Linked DNA regions of Homo sapiens: all the other regions are linked to region 3. A link is a contact called in ENCODE Hi-C or POLR2A ChIA-PET data. All regions are on one chromosome and are shown on one strand. The core of a region is the stretch at or near the end of the contact, and the rest is flanking DNA. Distances in the headings are between cores, read along the strand shown.

Region 1 (4,369 bases), core at 174-2,673, 290 kb after region 3:
GTAACACAAGAATGCATACTATATGATTCCATTTACATGAAGTTCAAGAAAAGACAAAAATCTATGATGATGTAAGTCAGAATAGTGGTTATACCTGATAGAAATGGTATAATGACTAAAAAGGGGTATGGGAAACATTTTGGGGTACTGGAAATGTTATACAGGGTATCCATAAGGCTGGGGAACAGGATAAATATGTGCTAGTTACATTTTCAAATAATATGTTCAATATCTTTTTCTTCAACCTCAATATATTTTTCCAAGTAAAACACTTCTAAATTTAAAGCAGTGGCCCCAATTGTGAATATTTTTAAAAATACAATAAACGCACTGTTTTCTTTATGCTTCCAGGTTTTTTGGACACTCTGAATTGTATTTATTGTATACATGAAAACATAATAGGCACAGTATTAAAAAAATATAATCAATATACTGTTTAAAAATAAGTTTATCCTATATTTTCCAACTATGCAGATATTCTATTTCTAGATCATGGTGGCAGTTACATGTGTGTAGGTGTATGCATGTAAATAAATTCATAAAGCTGTGCATTATATGTTATACTGCAATATATGTGCACACACACATACAATAATGAACAAAATATTTATTAACATTTAATATGAAAAGTTATCTTTTATGAATAGGGTAAGGTAAAATCATATTCTTCTTCATTGTTATTATATTGTTTACATTACAAACTTTACAAAATAATCCATCACTTAAGGGATTTTGCGTTTTATTGTGTTTTTTTTTTTTTTTTTTTTTTTGAGACAGGGTCTCGATCTGTCACCCAGGCTGGAGTACAGTGATGTGATCACTGCTCAGTGCAGCCTCAAACTCCTGGGCTCAAGCATCTCACTCTGTCACCCAGGCCGGAGTGCAGTGGCACGATCATAGCTCACTGCAGCCTCAAACTCCTGGACTCAAGCAGTCTTCCTGCCTTAGCCTCCCAAAGTGATGGGATTACAGGTGTGAGCCACTATGCCCAGCCTACACTTTATTTTTTAATTAACAGCACTGATAACCATATTCACTGATTTGTGAAGCCTCTCACTAGGATTCTTAGAGACTAAGCGCCATCAATGACCAATATAAAGAATTCTTAAAATATCTCATGCTACCTTAAAAAGAAATTTGTCTCTAAACTCACATTGCTGAACAACAGCTGTTTTCTATCGGTTGCACAAGCAATGACAATGTAAAAAGTGCTAAGAGTAGTTTGGGTTTGTGTGTAAAATGGAATTAGGTCCTAGGCTGAATAATTATAAACATATTTTAACAAATGAATGTCTAGTGAGATATCCTAAAGTTGTGCTGGACATATGAGACATCTAGTATGCCTGGCCCCTGACTACAAAGTGCCAGCTACACTTTCCCATTAATATGGCAACCAAAAACTTTCTTTCACTTTTTCAAAGGGTCCACTAGAGGGCAGTACTAACCCCAGTGAGAACCCTGGCATTCTCATTTAGCTTCCAGAACTCCCTTGGGAACAGGAAACACATTCTTTTAATCTCAGAATCCCTAATGTTGAACAGAGTGCCTAACGTGTACAGTAGGTGTTCAGTAGTCATGATGGACCAAGGCTATGATAGAGGGTGCCATGGAGGCACAAAGGAGGGTGAGATCAATCTAACAAGGGAACCGAAGGGAGAGGGAAATCTTCACAGGTGATGTAAGAAAGTTGCCTTAATAGAGGATTTGGGGCTAGGTGAGCTGGGAGGAGGTGGGTGGTAGAGGATGTGATACATCAAAGACAAGAGAATAAATCAAGAAAGAGTAGAAAACAGGAACCAGGAAACACGATTTAAAACATGAGAGAAGGAAGGGAAATTCCCAGGACGATGATGAAAGGAACAGGCAGGATGAAAATTTTGCACCAGGCCTAGACAGCAGCCAGTCCAGACTGGAATAGGAGGACAGAAGGTTCCCAGAGAAGTATCTCCGAGGAAAAGATAAAGTTTAAAAATGGATCTGAGAGATAACCTTAAGTGTTTGCCATATTGAGATGAATTTTACAGTTCTGTTAGACACAACAGAAAACAAAGCAAACAGAAAAATAGGCCAGGTATGGTGAGCCACACCTGTAATCCCAGCACTTTGGGAGGCAGAGGCAGGTAAATCACCTGAGGTCAGGAGTTCGAGACTAGCCTGGCTAACATGGTGAAACCCTGTCTCTACTAAAAATACAAAAAATTAGCCGGGCATGGTGGCGGGCGCCTGTAATCCCAGCTACTAGGGAGGCTGAGGTGGGAGGATGGCTTGAACCTGAGAGGCAGAGGTTGCAGTGAGCCGAGATAGCGCCACTGCACTCCAGCCAGAGTCACAGAGCAAGACTGCCTCAAACGAAAAAAAATAATAATAAAGCAATTATTGTTCCAAAAGGGGTAGAAAGCTATTCAAGAAAGAATATACTCGTAGTAATAATTATCTGACTCAGGAACAAAATAATAATTACCTGACTCAGATTGAAGAACACTTACATAGTCATAAAAATACAAATATGAAATACTATTGATTTTTTTTACAAGAATGAAAGATTAAAAGTGAAGCTACTGAGTATAGATTATTCATTTGAGAAACTTAGTTATAAAAGGAAGAAGGGTACAAGGAAGAAAAACACAATGGCATGAAAACTTTCCCTACCTGTTCCATGGACAGCCCATTCCTATAGTAGTATGGGCTGACATACATTCTCAATCAATCTTATGCAATTTTAGCAACCCTGGGAGGCAAGTGGGTTTCATCAGCCTCCTTTTGTAGGTAAAGAAACAGAAGCTGAGAAATGTATCTAGACTTGAATAAGAACTCACATCTCCCTCCTAGAATCCAAAGCACACACTCTTCTACATTCTATAACTTTCCAAAATACTGCTTTGTCAGGAATTATACTGTCCTCATAAGAATATAAGTTAACTAATGGTAAAAAGTTAGCTTCAACATAATGAAAATCTCTTGAAATAATTGTGCCTGGTAAAGAACTAAAACATTAAAACTCTAGAACAATTATAGAATTAAATGTTTAAACTATTAACTTTATGGTACCTTTTTTTCTTTTTAAATGAATTAAGTCCTTTACATTTAAAACTAAGTAGCACCAATAATTAATAAAACCATTTTTTTTAAAGACAAAAGAAGGAAAACACAACTAAAAATGGTCACTAAATATATGAATATATTATCTGTAAATGCATGAAAAAGGCATTTTTCCAACAATATCTGCTTAGGAAATTTCAAAATATATATACTTTTCACTCCCTCACTCAAGATTATTCTAAATGAATTTTTTCACATTTTGCAACTAGTAAGATCATACAATACTCCTGATATACAAGTATGTGACTTAAGACTGTCTCACATGCAGATGGCTGGTCCATGCCACACAGGAGATGGGATGGGCTTTCTCGAGGACCATTCTCAATGTCTTCTCTCTAGAACCTCGTGACACCACTACTTACCCTTCTCACCACCAACAATGGTGTTAAAGGAGCCAAACTATTCCATATAAAATCCTACTTAAATGTCATATAGTGGAACTAATATGCATCTGAAATATGATTTTCCTAATTTTTTCATCATAAATGTATAGTATTTCAGCTACATTATAGATTAAGGTTTAATAAGCCTGTAAAGGGTTGCCTAGAAACATATTTATTTATTTATTTATACATTTTTTTCCCAGTGGGAAGTGTATTTCAAATTCCAAAACTCAGACTTACATGAATTTTTAAAGTGTAACTATTTGTGAGTGGCTACCTGTAAATATTGTGACAGTGGCTTAAGCAAGACAGCATTATTAGGAAAGAAGCGGAACTGCCTCTGAGTCCTCTGCCTGTAGGGTCAGCAAAAGAACTGGAAGTATCATTAAGTTTACCATACAGAAACTTAAAATAGCTCCTTGCCATCGCTACATGTTTAGCGAAGGACAGGGAAAAAAGGGATCTTCAGTTAATTTCAAAGAACTTTTAAAAAAAGGCAATATGGAAGCAATTATTCATTACAACAGGATTATAAAAGGTTGTAAATGTCAAATGAGACCACATCTTATTGGTGGACAGCTCATCAGTAGATTGCTATAAGGATATTTTTAAAAAGAGTTTGCTCTTAAAAATGTGGAAGTTAGGCATCCTTGAGAACACTGCCTTCCCTAGTCACTTGCTTTCTAAAACACAGGGAAATGAAAAAGTGGAAATGAAAGATTGAGTAATCAACCTAGTTTTGCTTTCAGGTCACTGTACTGACTAAACTAGGAAACATGAACTTCCAAAAGCCTGCCCAAATTCAGAAATTCAGCAAAAAAAAAAAAAAGCACTAAGTGAGTACTTCCTTTCTATTTCCAATGTATTTTATGAATATAAACAAGCAA
Region 2 (4,569 bases), core at 1,521-4,020, 270 kb before region 3:
TTACCTGAAACTACTAAAAATCTGAACAAACTATACGACACAACAGTTTCAGGATTTGGTTAGTTAGCACAGGATTGTGTCCCTGAAAGAAGGGAGGGGAAAACCAAGGTCAGTCCTATGATTGCTTCAGTTTAACTGGCTACAGGCAGTTTCCTGGCTGCAGTGTGGGGAAGAGGAACCCAAGCACAGCCTCGTGCTCTCACTGAGTTGAGAGACTGAAGTTTAGGAATGCTGAGATGGCGAGAATTTGAGAGGCAACATATCAGGGAGGAGGAACCTGCCCTGCAAGAGAGCTCCAGAGATCTGCAGGTTGATAATTTGACTGGGTACTGATCTGTGCATGTAGGAGAGAAAACAACATGAAACTGCGTAAAACAAACATACATGCAATAGAAAGCAAGGACATCGGGCCGGGCGCGGTGGCTCACACCTGTAATCCCAGCACTTTGGGAGGCGAAGTGGGCAGATCACGAGATCAGGAGTTTGAGACAAGCCTGGCCGATATGGTGAAACCTCGTCTCTACTAAAAATACAAAAATTAGCCAGGCGTGTTGCCATGCGCCTGTAGTCCCAGCTACTCAGGAGGCTGAGGCAGGAGAATCGCTTGAACCTGGGAGGCGGAGGTTGTAGTGCGCCGAGATCGCGCCACTGACTCCAGCCTGGGCGACAGTGACTCCGTCTCAGAAAAAAAAAAGAAAGAAAGAAAGAAAGCAAGAACACCCCAAATTCCTGAAGGTCACGGAATTCAGTTCCCATTAGGCAGAGTGGAAAGACCTCATCACACACAGAGCATTAAGTAGAGTCCACAGAAGGGTATGGTCATGGTGGTGGGGCTAAATAAGCCCTAGACTACCTGTTGCTCTGGACCCACCCTAACAAAGCTTAAAAGCAAGCCTTGAAGGGATCAGATTAAATCTAAGTAACTTAACTGAACAAAGTAGAGCATTATTTAAAGGATTACAACAAAATCTAGTATCCAACAAGGTAAAATTCACAATATCCAGCGACCAGTCGAAGCTTGCCAAGCATGCATCACAATAGGAAAATAGTACCCATAACTAGGAGAAAAGTCAGTCAGTAAAAACAGACCCAGAAGTGGCAGAGATGATGAAATTAGCAGATAAGAACCTTAAAAACAACTACTATAAGCATGCTTCACATGCTGAGGAAGATAGAAAACCTGAGCCAGGTGTGGTGGCTCACGACTGTAATCCCAGCACTTTGGGAGGCAGAGGCGGGTGGATCACTTGAGGTCAGGAGGCAGAGGCGGGTGGATCACTTGAGGTCGGGAGGCAGAGGCGGGTGGATCACTTGAGGTCAGGAGGCAGAGGCGGGTGGATCACTTGAGGTCAGGAGGCAGAGGCGGGTGGATCACTTGAAGCCAGGAGTTCGGGACCAGACTGGCCAATACAGTGAAGTCCCGACTCTATTAAAAATACAAAAATTAGCTGGGCGTGGTGGCATGCACCTGTAATCCCAGCTACTTGGAAGGCCGAGGCATGAGAATTGCTTGAACCCCGGAGGCGGAGGTTGCAGTGAGCTGAGACACCACCACTGCACTCCAGCCTGAGCGATAGAGACTCTGTCTCAAAAAAGAAAATAAAAATAGATAGAAAACATGAACACAATGAAAGGATAAACTGAAGATACAAAAAAGATCCAAACGAAACTCCTAGAGATGAAAAATACATTTGAAATGGAAAGTATACTGCATGGGATTAAGAACAAATTGGACGATGCAAAAGAAAAGATCAATAAATTGAAAACATAGCAATAGAAACTGTCTAGAGAAAAACAACTAAAGAAACAAAAAATAAAGAGAGAGAGGTAAAGAGAGTGAGCTTCAGTTACCTGAGAGACAATATTAAGCAGTTTAACATGGAATTTAAGTCCCAGAAGAGGGGAATAAGAAATTTTTTTTGAAAAAATAATGGCTGAAAATTTCCCCAAATTGATGAAAACCATAAACTCACGCATACAAGAAGCTCAATAATCTCCAAGCAGAGTAAATATAAAGAAAACTGGCCAGGCACAGTGTCTCACACCTGTAATCTCAGCACTTTAGGAGGCTGAGGCAAGAGGATCGCTTGAGCCCAGGAGTTTGAGACCAGCCTCAGCAACATAGTGAGACCTTGCCTTTATTTAAAAAAAAAAAAAAAAATGAAGGCATGGTGGCACACACCTGTGGTCCCAGCTACTGGAAAGGCTGAGGTAGGAGGATTGCTTGGGCCCAGGAGGCAGAGGTTGCAGTGAACCGAGATTGTGCTACTCTAGTCTGGGTGACAGAGTGAGACTCTGTCTCAAAATAAAATAAAAAATCAACCTTGGACCTTCGTTTGTCACCCAGAAATTCAGTCAACGGGTCAGTCCATCAGACCAATAGCAGTAGTGAGCACCACTTGCATAGAGAAAAAAGCCAGCCCGCCAGGATAAAATAGGAGGGTCCCGAGGCCTTAACTGTGCAGAAGTGCTTCCCACACAAAGGTTTCCTCACCTGTCAGTGTCTACCCCAACAAGCACCAGAGAACCATCATGAAAATGTACAGTGAATGTGAGGGAGGGCCAATCACATTAACATTAAATGTGAGGGAGGGCCAATCACATTAACATTAAATGTGAGGGAGGGCCAATCACATTAACATTAGCAGGACTGTACCTTGAAACCGTTAACCCTGGGAGAAAGAATGGTTGAACAGTAAGCTTTCTGCATTGTTGAGATGAAGCCAGCAACAGTAGGCAAGAAGGTCGTAGCAGGAAGAAGGAAGTATTCTCTGGAGACCAACTCTCCTGTTTCAGTTTCGTCCCTGGGGCTAGTCCTGCTGAGTCCTGTAAGGTAGTAGTGTGGTGGTTCTTAATCTTTTTTTTTTCTTTTCGTGTTGGAGGCACATCTTTGACTATTAGAATTTGGTGTAGCAGATTTGAAAAAATATGTATTGTAAAACTGAAAATGATACCAAAGTAAGCAGTAATTTCACCTGCAGTCATTGCCAAAATATTAAGTTCTCACAGCATTTACAGCACTCATAGAGGCAGCACCAGTTTTCGGTCCTTCTATAATACATCACCATCTAGAAACGGCCTGTTTATAGACCCCTAAAGCCATCTCTTACATACTCTAGAGACAAAGTTCTCATGTGTTCCAGTCAACACAGGAGTTTTTTTGTTGATTTGTTTAGGGTGGGGGTGGTGGGTGCTGGCTCCATGTCATATTATTTCCTCCTCTATCTAGAAGAAAGTTTACGTCGCTCTCTGTACCCATAATGTGAACCCCTTGAGTCAGCAGTGAGTATTCTGACATACACTGAATCCTCAGTTGTAGCAAAAAGTGATTTTTTTTTTTTGAGATGAAGTCCCACTCTTGTCACCCAGGCTGGAGTGCAGTGGCACAATCTCAGCTCACTGCAACCTCCGCCTCCCGGGTTCAAGTGATTCTCCTGCTTCAACCTCCCAGGTAGCTGGGATTACAGGTGGCCTGCCACCATGCCCAGCTAATTTTTGTATTTTTAGTAGAGATGGGGAGACGGGGTTTCACCGTGTTGGCCAGGCTGGTCTCAAACTCCTGACCTCAGATGATCTACCCGCCTCAGCCTCCCAAAGTGCTAAGATTACAGGCGTGAGCCACTGCTCCCGGCCCTCAAAAGGTGATCTTTAGTATTTTTAGTAGAGACAGGGTTTAACCGTGTTAGCCAGGATGGTCTCGATCTCCTGACCTTGTGATCTGCCCATCTCGGCCTTCCAAAGTGTTGGAATTACAGGTGTGAGCCACTGCACCCAGCCGCATTGGCCAATATTTGACAGTGCCCTGTGAAAGGATTGGCAGGAGAAGAAAATAAATAGGAAACAGTTTTCCAGCCACAAGAAATTCAACTCAATTCAATCAAGGCTGACTAAACACCTGCTGCATCTAAGTCCTTGAGCCAGGGTGGGCTTCTGTCCCTAGCAGAGGCTCTTCAGCCTGGAGGCGCACCGCTGGGCTGGGGCAGGACCAGTTAAAAGTGAGGAAACCATACATGTACGTCAGAGATATGTTTTCTCTCTTTTCCCTTTGGGAAGATGTTCTTGGGAGTTCTTTGCCAGGAAGTTGGTCACTTCCTGCCCAAATGATGAGGTTTCCAAAAGGTATAAATAGATTCACTTGCCACATGGAATTGGCTGAAGATGCCTCCACATGCCAGAAGGAAGCCTTGGGAGGGTTCTTTCCAGTATCAGGGAGCTCAGAGACAGGAGGCAGCAGCTGCCAGAGAAGCAGCACCAGCACCAGCCGGGCCCAGTGGGCTTCAGGGCTGAGGGCAAAAGGGCCTGGAAAAGTAACAAGTCTGTTGCGGAAAGTGCCGGGACTAACGTGCTGTGAGTACGGTGAAGCATATGAGAGAAAAGAGCATAGTAAATGATGAATAAGTATAAGAAATGCGGCCGGGCGCAGTGACTCACACCTATAGGCCCAGCACTTTGGGAGGCCGAGTCGGGCAGATCATCTGAGGTCAGGAGTTCGAGACCAGCCTGGCCAACATGGTGGAACTCTGTCTCTACGAAAAATGCAAAAATTAGCTGGGCATGGTGGCGCACACC
Region 3 (4,194 bases), core at 320-2,819:
GCTGGAGTGCAATGGTGCAAACTGCAACCTCTGCCTCCTGGGTTCAAGTGATTCTCCTGCCTCAGCCTCCCAAGTAGCTGGGATTACAGGCACCTGCCACCACACCCGGCTAATTTTTTTACTTTTAGTAAAGACAGAGTTTCACTATGTTGGCCAGGGTGGTCTTGAACTCCTGATCTCAAGTAATCCTCCTGCCTCGGCCTGCCAAAGTGCTGGGATTGTAGGCATGTGCCACTACACCTGGCCTTGTTTTGCTTTTTTTTTTTTTTTTTTTTTTTAACACATAGTTTAATCCTTTAGTTAACAAGTATTTCTTGTGCTCTAGTCTTCACAGAATTCTGTGGTGAACAAGACCTGCTGTCATTTGAGAGAGGCTCTCTCGGACTAAGGATGTGTGATACAGGCTCAGGGTACTAAGCCCCATGGCATCACCCAGAGGGAGGTCGTGGGACCCAGGCCCACCTGTGGGAGCTCAGAGCCTGCTGGTGGCAGCTGCAAGCCACCCCAAAGATAGGAGAGGTCATAGTGGCTGTGGTGGCCGGTGATGCCCACCTGGAGGCCATGTGAGCTGTGGCTGGGACTCCCTTGTCTAATCTCCCCCATATTTCTGGATTTGGCCTCCACATTGAGGAATCTCTTACTACTCAGGATCCCTGAAATACATCTGTTGCCTTCCTGCCTGAGCCCTCTCACTTCTTCCCCTTTCCCGTTTATCCATGACCCTCCCCTTAACTGTCACTCATAACCTCTGTCTGATTCACACCACTGCACTCTCTCTGCCATTCCTTCAAAGATCAAGCAGTTTCCTTCTGTTAAACAAAATGTATGGGAGGCCATTATTTGGACTGACCTCCTGCATTAGGGTCCAACAGACCCATCCAAAATGGAGTCACTCACACTAAGGTTCCGCACCACGAAACCAAAAACGAAGCTGTTTACTTGGATCTGAGCTTCTGAGAAATCAGGAGAGAGTTGATAGTCATATCCCATTAGGCTAACAAGATCCTCAATAAGGAAAGTAACTTTGAAACGGCCAATCTGCATCTTATTTCTTGTTTTGGCTTTCTTCAGCCTTTTCTGCCTATAAGCTCAGCCCTTAGCTCAGCTCATGGGAGTTCCTTTTTATTTTGTAGACTGGATACTGCCCAGTTCATGAATTGCTAATAAAGGCAAACTAGACCTTTACAGCTCAATTTATTGAAATTTTGTTATTTGATACGTCCCACAATTTAACAATTGCACCTGATTTCACATATCCATTAATCAACAAAGGAGATGCATATTTCTTGCTTATTATATGTCCAGCACTGCCCTAGGTCCTGGTTTTGGGGTGAGGTGGGAGGAAGGATCGATTAAAATAAATGCAGGAACCTGCTCTGCTCTTAAGGGTCCCCAAAGAGGAGAGCAGTGGGCTGAGTTGCAAAGTGGTTTCTCTAGGACCAGGAGCTGTGGAGATCCACAGGGATCCCAGCCACAGAGTCCCCAGCAAGGCAGGCTTGGGGTAGGAGCTTGCTGAAGGGTGTTGGTTTTTTCTTGGACACTTCTGTCCTGGTCCGACCCACCAGCAGCTGCCTGCATGGGACGACAGTGCCCCCTGGTGGTCAATTCCGGGAACTCTCCAGCAGCTGTTTTGTAAAGCCCAGAGGATTAAGCTCCCTCAAGAACTTCTATTTTTGGTTCCCAGTATTTCCATAATGAAATGCTAACAGAAGCAGCCAAATGGCTTCCCAAAGGACCTGAAAGCTGCACTGCCGAACTCCTGTGTTCTCCAGCTCTCTGCTTCCCAGGGGTCAGATCTGCTGTTGGTTCTCAGGGGCAGTTCTCTGTTCCATACGGTTTAATTAAAGGGTCCCAGGGAGAGCAACTATATGTTTGCCTTGCCGAGTCTGACCTCAGGCTGTGTGCACATTCAGAGTGACGTGTTGGAAAGAACACTGGATCCAGGATCAGGAGGCTCATCCCACGCCAGCCGCTAAGTAGCTGTGAGATAATAATTTCAATAATAGCTACATTTTATTCAGTATTTACTCTGAGCCAGACATTGCACCAAGAGCTTCACATACATTGTTGACTTTGATCCTCACAACAAGCCTGTGAGATTGATACTGCTGTCATCTCCAGAAATCGAGGCAGAGAGAAGTCAAGTAACTTGGCCAAGATCATACAGTATGTGGCAGAGTTAGGACTTGAGTTCATGTTTCTGGGCATCCACTATGCTACACTGAACTGTGGAACTCAAAGAATCGGAAACTAGTGGTAGTGTCCAGACACTGATGTTTTTAAATGTTCCCCAGGTGATGGTGATGTGGAGCCACCTTTGTAATCTATAGGGTCCCACCAGCTATAACACTCAATGAGCCCCATGCCTTCCAAGAAGCAGAGGTGAAGTTGGGATGAGGGGAGAAGCCTGGGTTCAGGCCCTAATCTCCATGGATGTACAGGGCTGAACAGAGTCACAAGCACAGCAGAAACACCATGATGGCAGAGCAGTCATCCTGCCTGCTGTCCTCTTTATCTGGAGATGGTTTGTAGGACAGGAGAGCAATTGCCTTCCACAACATTCCTCAGAGTTCGTTATGTCGCATACACCCCAATCTACAGATCCATCACCTGTCCATTTATCTCAATGCCTCTAGAGCCATTTTCTATTTTTTAATAGATTCATTTGACAAACACTTGAGACTTATGATGTGCCAGGCCCTGAGTCTGCAGGGGTGGAAGAAGCTGGCATGGCCCCACTCTTGTGAGTTGGCAATCTAGAGGAGGAGATAGACAGACAGCACATTTTGGAAAAAAAAAAAGCACACTGTGACACATGCTCTGAACGACACAGCAATGCACAGTGGTGGAAAACAATAGGAGAGCAGAGGGACCTAATAAGACAGAATGAGCTGGGATTAAGCAGAGACCAGAAGAATGTGTTTAGTGTGTGCCTCCTGTTGGTAAATGAGCTCTGTTGTGTTCACTACACACTGGGCAGTTTGGTGCAGAGCTTGCTTTTCCCTGGGCCTCTACTGGAGTCCCCTCCAGGAGACATGGGGTGGCTGCTGTTGACATTTTCTCCCTGAAAGCCCAGGTATCTCTCCAGAGATGGAGAACTCTGAGCTTCCTTTTTACAGAAAGGACTCAAACTGGTGGCTGTTTGGGGATGGGACGATGATGGGTGATGTTTGAGGCCGGAGTTTCAGAATCAGAAAAGTCTCTGTAGTCAAGGCCTTGAGGTTTGCTGACTTTGCGTGACACCCAAAGCGTAGGACCCACAATCAAATCTGTGGAGAGGGCGCTTGTGGTCCATGTGTAGGTGTATACCTGTGAGCATAGGCAAGTGTGCGTGCACACATGTGTGCATGAGAGCAGGCTCAGGCTTCAGCTCCTGGTCACTCTAGTCCTTCTTCTATTCTCTCTTCTTTGATGGTAGGGCTGGGACTTGGCAAACCACTTTTGGCTTTGGCAGCTGCTTCCTATCGGATTCAGCCAGTAGGGGGTGCTAGAAGGACACTGGAAAGCTGGAGGGAAGCCCTCTTTTTCTTGTTTACTTCTGTTCTTGTAAGCGGCTCCGGTAGTACTTCTTCACCCCGGCAGCAGCAGTTCCTTACCATAGCAGCAGCTAAATTCAGTTTACAATCTTTCTAACACTTGTAGAACTAACTTCACCCCTAATTCAGAGGCCAACACCAGCCGGCAGGCACCCCCCACCTCACCAGATGTCTGGTTCCAGCCCCACAAGGTGCTCCTGTCTCTAAGTTTTAATCATTCCAAATGCACCCCTTTGCTGCCTCGTCCTTGGGGTGGTAGTGCTTCCTCCATGATACCTTCTTAGCATCTCTGACATTAGTGTTAAGGGGTCCCAACCCCTAACATGAGTTTCCTGGACTGTGGGGGGCCTTTTGTGCCCTTCTGAGCCCTGGGGAGATCAAAAGCAGTTGTCTAACCCCTCGGTGGTTAGTAACTGCTCTACTCTGAGAAAGAAGGGCTGGCTTATCCTTGGAGAGGCCAGTAATTCTGTTCTCAGCTCTTCTCTCTGCGGGCCTCCACATCTCAGGAAGAAAGGACAGGTGCCATCTCAGTTCCAGTCATCTTAGCACACGCCTCCCTCTCTGCCTCCCTGCTGATCTGCACCTTAGCTGTGGCCTGGCCTGGTCTCAAAATGCTCCCAGGAGGAGAGGCCATGGCCTTCTCCATGCCCACCCTCCC

The links. A loop is a pair of places that touch in the nucleus more often than their neighbours do. ChIA-PET counts read pairs that join two places held with the same protein, here RNA polymerase II (POLR2A). Pooled maps may share reads with other maps.
Region 1: a loop to region 3 is called in a map of PC-9, with 17 times the contacts of the local background. The contact joins two enhancer-like sites. A Hi-C loop is called at or near these places in 1 of 168 maps with a recorded cell type or tissue (PC-9) and 4 of 50 pooled maps. POLR2A ChIA-PET finds 5 or more read pairs at or near these places in 3 of 52 experiments (CD8-positive, alpha-beta memory T cell, activated CD8-positive, alpha-beta memory T cell and activated T-cell).
Region 2: a loop to region 3 is called in a map of OCI-LY7, with 2.6 times the contacts of the local background. The contact joins two enhancer-like sites. A Hi-C loop is called at or near these places in 1 of 168 maps with a recorded cell type or tissue (OCI-LY7), 1 of 37 single-sample maps with no recorded cell type and 2 of 50 pooled maps. POLR2A ChIA-PET finds 5 or more read pairs at or near these places in 3 of 52 experiments (A549, H1 and OCI-LY7).

Annotation. Positions count from the first base shown.
Region 1 is chr1:212,748,593-212,752,961 of GRCh38, forward strand. The region is part of intron 4 of NSL1 (NSL1 component of MIS12 kinetochore complex); the gene reads right to left. Among named protein-coding and RNA genes, the nearest start is that of NSL1, 41 kb to the right of the region's middle. Within about 2 kb of position 1,424, at least 6 of the 41 ENCODE cell types and tissues checked have a DNase peak (open chromatin) inside an H3K27ac peak, as active enhancers do.
Region 2 is chr1:212,184,006-212,188,574 of GRCh38, forward strand. No RefSeq gene overlaps it. Among named protein-coding and RNA genes, the nearest start is that of LINC02608, 99 kb to the right of the region's middle. RefSeq lists enhancers at 2,602-2,896, 2,847-2,896, 2,947-3,006. Within about 2 kb of position 2,771, at least 4 of the 41 ENCODE cell types and tissues checked have a DNase peak (open chromatin) inside an H3K27ac peak, as active enhancers do.
Region 3 is chr1:212,454,467-212,458,660 of GRCh38, forward strand. No RefSeq gene overlaps it. Among named protein-coding and RNA genes, the nearest start is that of LINC02771, 16 kb to the right of the region's middle. Within about 2 kb of position 1,570, at least 4 of the 41 ENCODE cell types and tissues checked have a DNase peak (open chromatin) inside an H3K27ac peak, as active enhancers do.